2 separate regions of the Mus musculus genome follow, and region 1 is linked to region 2. The links are chromatin contacts, found by POLR2A ChIA-PET in ENCODE. All regions are on one chromosome and are shown on one strand. The core of a region is the stretch at or near the end of the contact, and the rest is flanking DNA. Distances in the headings are between cores, read along the strand shown.

The links. ChIA-PET counts read pairs that join two places held with the same protein, here RNA polymerase II (POLR2A).
Region 1: POLR2A ChIA-PET joins it to region 2 with 10 read pairs in Patski. The contact joins the promoter of Mlf2 here to the promoter of Ing4 in region 2. POLR2A ChIA-PET finds 5 or more read pairs at or near these places in 3 of 5 experiments (Patski and embryonic stem cell).

Annotation. Positions count from the first base shown.
Region 1 is chr6:124,929,724-124,932,664 of GRCm38, forward strand. It overlaps Mlf2 (myeloid leukemia factor 2), which reads left to right and starts at 1,665. Exons shown (of 9, transcript NM_001170341.1): 1 at 1,665-1,863; 2 at 2,376-2,453; 3 at 2,688-2,814. The coding sequence starts at 2,404.
Region 2 is chr6:125,038,264-125,041,417 of GRCm38, forward strand. It overlaps Ing4 (inhibitor of growth family, member 4), which reads left to right and starts at 1,585. Exons shown (of 8, transcript NM_133345.2): 1 at 1,585-1,634. The coding sequence starts at 1,598. All of the region lies in intron 1 of 4930557K07Rik (RIKEN cDNA 4930557K07 gene), which reads right to left.

The sequences.
Region 1 (2,941 bases), core at 415-2,914, 110 kb before region 2:
TGCAACTCTGCAGCCATCCTGGGTTGCTCTGGAATAGCAGCAAGCTTTATTTATTTATTTTTTAAATTTTATGCTTTTGGGTTTTTTGTTTGTTTGTTTTTAATTTTATGCTTTTGTTTTTCTTCTAGATAAGCTATGTAGCCCAAGTCAGCTTCTAACTCACAGAGATCATCCTTTTTCTGCCTCCCTCCCAGTGCCCCACCAACCAGCAGGCATGTTTAGCCACTGAGCTGGCTCTGCAGCTCTGAGGTACTCTGGATGGAATGTCAAAGTGCTTTTCTTTAGAGCAAGAAGAAAGGACAATTGTCGGGTGGGATACCAAGAGGCATTTAAAGAAGGTCTTATATATCAAATATCAATGAAAAACACATTTTCTCCTTTTTTTTTTTTTTTTTGGCTTCACTTTGCCAATCTGTCAGCTTACGTTAACTATATCACTGTTTCTTCTCTTAGCACTATTTTTTTCCCACTAGCAATGATCAAATCGAAAGAAGCTGAGAGTCTCTGCTCCCAATCTTTTCCTGAGTAACCACTGACCCTTTTCCCTCAGGGAGTTGGTTAGAATAAACCTTTCTCTTCAGATCAGGTTCCACACGGTACCAATGTGGCTGACAGCCAGAGTAAAGAACTTGGGACAGTTTTGAGTTTGGATCTCTGTGGGTCAAAGTCTACCCAATACAGTTCAAATCCTCTGACCCAAAGGGGAGGGCTCTTCTCTCCAGCTCAGCCAGATTTTGTGCAAGACAATTAGTATGTCAAAATACCAGTCTCTGGCTTTGGAGTCAGCCCTCTTGGGCTTACTTTTTAGCTCCACCCCTGGGTGATTCTGCTTAATTTAGCTCTCCACCCCTTTATTCTTCTAAACTTTAGTCCCTTGACCTATCTACCTGCTCAGAACAAAGAAAGTTTTAAAGACCTACGACCTAAAGGAACTGGACTATAGCTTAGTGGTAGGGCATGTGCTTGGTATGCCCAAGGTCCTGAGTTGGGTCCTGAGCACTAAAACCAAAACCAAAAAACGACAACAAAAAGCAAACAGACTTCAGAACTAACGCCTTTGCCCAGGCCAACCCTTCACAGACAGGTCCTGGAGTGGTCCAGAAGCCTAAGCCAACACCGAGTCCTAAGGAGCTAAGGATCCAGCCCGGCCCAGGATCGCCCTCTGGCGGCCAAACTCCCAACCTGGATTCCCTTCCCTGGTTGGCCTTTTCCAAGGCTTAACTAGACCTGAGCTAAATTGTCACCTCCTTCTCTGCGTCACTCGGAGGACACCGCCCGCCCGAGCGTCTCTCCAGAGGGACAGGCCCACGCGCTCCCCTGGTTAAGCGCCCCTCCTGCAGTGTGTTTAAAGGTCCCCGCAGGGATCCGCCCCACCGATCGCCCCCAGACAGCCCGCCTCTCCCCCCCCCCCCCCGCAAAAAAGGTGCGGCACACCCTGCCCCCACGTTGCGCTCAGCCGGTCCCTCCCGATTCCGCTCCGCCCCCCCCCACCTTTGCAGGAGCCTCTTCCTGTCCCCAGATCCCCGAGCCAGCTTAATGACACCTCCCACCCGCCCCAGAGGACCCGCCCTCCGGGGCTCCACGGCGCGCGCGCCGCCCTCCCTCCCAAGCAGGTGGGCGGAGCTCCCGCAGCCCGCCCCCGGGGCCGTCCGTCGTGACGTCACTTCCGTTCGGGCCTGACCGAAGATCGGCTTCTCGGGCCGAGGGCGGGGGTACGGAGGTGGCAGGCGAAGGCAGGAGGCGGTGCGGGAGGCGAGAAGCTGCCGCGCGGACCAATCCTTGCGTCCCGGGCCGCGACCCTGCTCCTGCAGCGCCCCGAGGAGAGGCCGGCCGGATGGGCCGCTGAGCCGGAGTCGGGGACCGGTGAGGCCAGGGCGCCGCGGCCCGCACGGCTGCAGGGATGCGATCCCGGGAGTGGACCTTCCTCTCCGGCTCGCCCGGCGGGAGGCACGGGCTGGGGCAGTGGCGGCCCGGATCGGTGGGCAGTGAGGCCTGCCCGGGGAGGCCTGGTAGCGCCCAGTGCCAGCAGAAGGCGGAGTAGTTGGGGGTCATTAATGGGGTGGCGGGCCGCCGTTCGAGATTCTCATCGAGTCTGGCGTCGGAGGAGGAGCTGACCGTGGCTCGGGGAAGAGAGGATGGCGGGCGGGGGTGGAGGGGCACCACTAAGAGGCTTGGGAAAAATTCCATGACCGGCTTGGAGAGCTGCTGGCTCTCAGGTCTCATAGGTTATATGGCTCACCTGGCGAAGGATCTTCCCTGGAGTTTGGAGGGGTCAGTGATAGTGTATGCAAGAGGCAGCCTTAAGAGTAGCAACACTGAGCTGGTGTGCATAAGCCTGGCCGCCTGCAGGAAACACAGCCTCCGTATCTTCACAGTGTGGAGCCCCCTGGAGCTGAGATCACGATGTTCCGCTTCATGAGGGACGTGGAGCCTGAGGATCCCATGTTCCTGATGTGAGAATTCCCTCCCCCTCGCGCCCTCAGCCCATTCGGATTCAGGTCTGAGCAGTTCAGGCAGACCTTTGAGTTGGTTCCCTTGGCTGGAACCAGTTAGAATTAGCTGGATACTCAGCTGCCGCTCTCAGAGGGAAGCCGGCATCCGTGCCACTGTGTACCCTGACTTCATTTCGGGGAGGTGAAGAAGGCTGGGGGTTAATCTGCCTTCTATAGTGTATGCTCACTCCGCAGGGACCCCTTCGCAATTCACCGTCAGCACATGAGCCGCATGTTGTCAGGCGGCTTTGGATATAGCCCCTTCCTGAGCATCACAGATGGTAACATGCCAGCAACCAGGCCTGCCAGCCGCAGGATGCAGGTAACAGTTGGAACATATCGAGACCTGGGGTGATTAGTTAAGTATGCTGCAGTTCTTGCCCTACAACCAGCTTTAAAGGGACATGACCTGCGTGGGAGGCAGACGAGTGGGGTCAGGAGTCTGGGAA
Region 2 (3,154 bases), core at 335-2,834:
AGGTATGGTAGGGGCACAGACATGTATGGCCTCTTGAAAGGAACCCCCAACCCCATATTATCCAAATTCTACTGGGCACTGTGTACGTATACATAGTGTCTCATTAGACTGCAGTGCAAAGGTTTCCAGTGATGGAAACTATAACCAGCTACTGGGTTTAAGATGGAAGAAAATGCCAAATGCAGTGAGCTTCCCATGATAATAATGGTTATCATGTTCACCTAAAATGGAAGACCATTGTGCTGGACAGAGCAGAACAAGAAACTTAAGAAACTTCTCACAGTCTACCATGAAAGGATTCGGCTAATTTCCCAAGACTGCTTCATGAAGATTAAATCCTTCATACAGTACTGAAAAGATTGGCAAATGTTCTCCTATCTGAGACCTAGCCAGCTGTCACTACTTGGTGATGTGGATAAAGAAGTCTCATTTAATTTGGGACTGGGCATCCAGGACAGTAGTACCTCAGTATTGTTGGTTAGCTGCCTGGTGCACTTTCCACTCACCAACTATGGAGAGTTTGACAAACCTGTTCTCATCACAAGGATTGCAATCAGCTCCTCCTTTGTGGGTGAACATCCATTTCCACTTTTGCGCAATGATAATGTCTGTTATTCTCATTGTATAGGAAAAAGCCGGCCGAGTCAGTTATCCGACAGCATGCTCTTAGATTAGAATGGAGTCCACATCCTGCTGTCCTGCTTTAGCAACTGCTCAGCAGGAAACTTGGGCTTATTGGGTATAAAAGAGCTCAAATTTTATCTTACAAGTATGGGGTCTAACTACTGTGAAGGGTATATCAACTTGAGGCGACACCTATCTGCTAGAATCTACCACCAATACTAAGAGGTTTGAGTTCTCTTTCCCTAAGAGCAGCAACCTGACAGGTTTTGACTAGGGTGAAGGCTGCTATCTAGCATATACTTTGATGACCCAGTCTTTTCAGTACATAAGTCCATTACAAAACACAAACATGGATCTCCATATCGCACGCCTTTAATCCCAGCATTAGTGAGGCAGAGGAAGGTCTCTTGGAGTTCGAGAACAGCGAGGGCTACACAAAGAAACTTGTAAGTGATGAGAGATGCAAAGGGTTAAATTTGCAAAGCCTGACAACTTCTGAAGAAAGCATCTGCCTCCGAGACTATTCTACTTAAGCTGGGACGTTGGTGGCCAGATTCATAATTAGAAAAGCAAAACAGCTCGATTCCCTACTTGTTGAAAGCGATTATTTGCAAAATATAACTACACATAATAGATTCCCCCATTTACCAAACATTCCTAGTTTTGGAGGGAAAAAAGTTTGCTAGAGAATGCAAAATGGCGACTTCGCGTGACGTCATGCCTGTCGCAGACACATATTGCCGCCTTATTAAGGGCGGAAGCCAGGCTAAATCAGCCTCGCTGTAGATGACCGTGAATAGGCGCAAAAAAAAAAAAAAAAAAGTTCAGTTTCCGGCGGATGTATCCGAGGCAGATAGTTTAGTAAGGGCGGAAGTTCAGGTACGGAAAAGGTGTAATCCAAGAATGGTTACAGCGCCTGTCGTGTATCAGTCACTTCCGGGGAAGATCGGAAGTTGCTTTGTTTTGCTTCAAGATGGCTGCTGGGATGTATTTGGAACATTATCTGGACAGTAAGAGCCAACTGGAGAAGGGGGTCATGGGCCATAGAGTGGTGTAGAGGGTCCAGGTTGACAGACTTCATGGCCCCGAGGTTCTGGTAGCCTGAAGATCACAGGAAAAGGGTTCCGTGGGAAGATTTATTCGAGGGGGAAGAGGGAGGGGGCGGGGCAGTGGGCTTAGAGGCCTCGCTCAAGATCTGGACGAGGGAAGGGCTGCTCCGTGGGATCAGGGCTGGGCTTTAAAGGGTTAGGGGTAGCAGGAAAGTAGTTGCTGACTCAGTTCTTGAGGGTAGATTTTTTTTCCCCCCTAAGTTGTGCAGCGTCGTTACTTACGCACTGCCATTTGGAGCAGCTGCAGATATTCGACCTAATTCCTTTAGTCATTTATATCTCAAAAGTTGCTCCTCATTAAGCTTGCTGGGTGGAATAGAGCGACCACTGAGTTGATCGCTGAAATGCTTTACTTTATGAGCAAAATCCAGTTCTCAAAAAATGAGGAATATGTCTGTCTGTCTGTCTCCTCGCCTCCCTGGTCTTCCCCCTCCCCCGTCGTGTGTGTGTGTATGTGTGTATAGAGACTGGGAAGTGAGAAATCGGCTGGGGATATATTAGACTTTTAGGCAACTCTTAACCTGGGCATCTTAAAATAGAGCATTGATTTTAATAAAAGAAAGTAACTGATCAAATAATGGTAGCAGTCCAAATCAGAAGTGCAGACCTGGTCTTAGAGAATGACAGAAAGTTTTAGATATTAAACATGGCACACCTTTAATCCCAGCACTTGGGAGGCAGAGGCGGGCGGATTTCTAAGTTCGTGGCCAGCCAGGTCTACAGTTTGTTCCAGGACAGCCAGAGCTACACAGAGAAGCCCTGTCTCAAAAACAAACAAACAAAAAAAGATATTGAACATGGCAAGATTGATTGAATGACTTTGCGATTGAGAGAGAAGGAAAATCCAAGGTGAATTCTGCTTGGAAAATAAACTATCTAATCAGCAGTGTAGGAGATTCTGGAGTAATAACAATACATTAGTCTTTGCCTTAGAAATAGGCATTCAATCTGACAGTGAGATTATTCAGGAAAAAACTTCAGACAGTAAAAAAGACACTGAGCTCAAGAAAGCAGCATTTAAAGGATAAGATGTAGTGGTTCACGCCTTTAATTCCAGCACTCGGGAGGCAGAGGCAGGCGGATTTCTGAGTTCAAGGCCAGTCTAGTCTACAAAGTGAGTTCCAGGACAGCCAAGGCTACACAGAGAAACCCTGTCTCGGGAGAAAAAAAAATGTCGATGCTGGCAATACCAGAAGGCCTCTGACCTAGTATTCACTGCTAGGAGGAAGTAAGTTACTTGAACGAGAAGGTGGTGCCGACTGCCTCGGGAAAGATGAGTCATCTGATTTGGTAATCTGTTGTGACTAGTAATCCTAGTGAACTGCTGTCACAGACTTAAGAAGCCCCCTCTTGTTTTGTCTTTTCAGACAGTGTCTGATTTAGCCCAGGTTGACCTTGAACTCCAGGCCCTCCTTCTATCT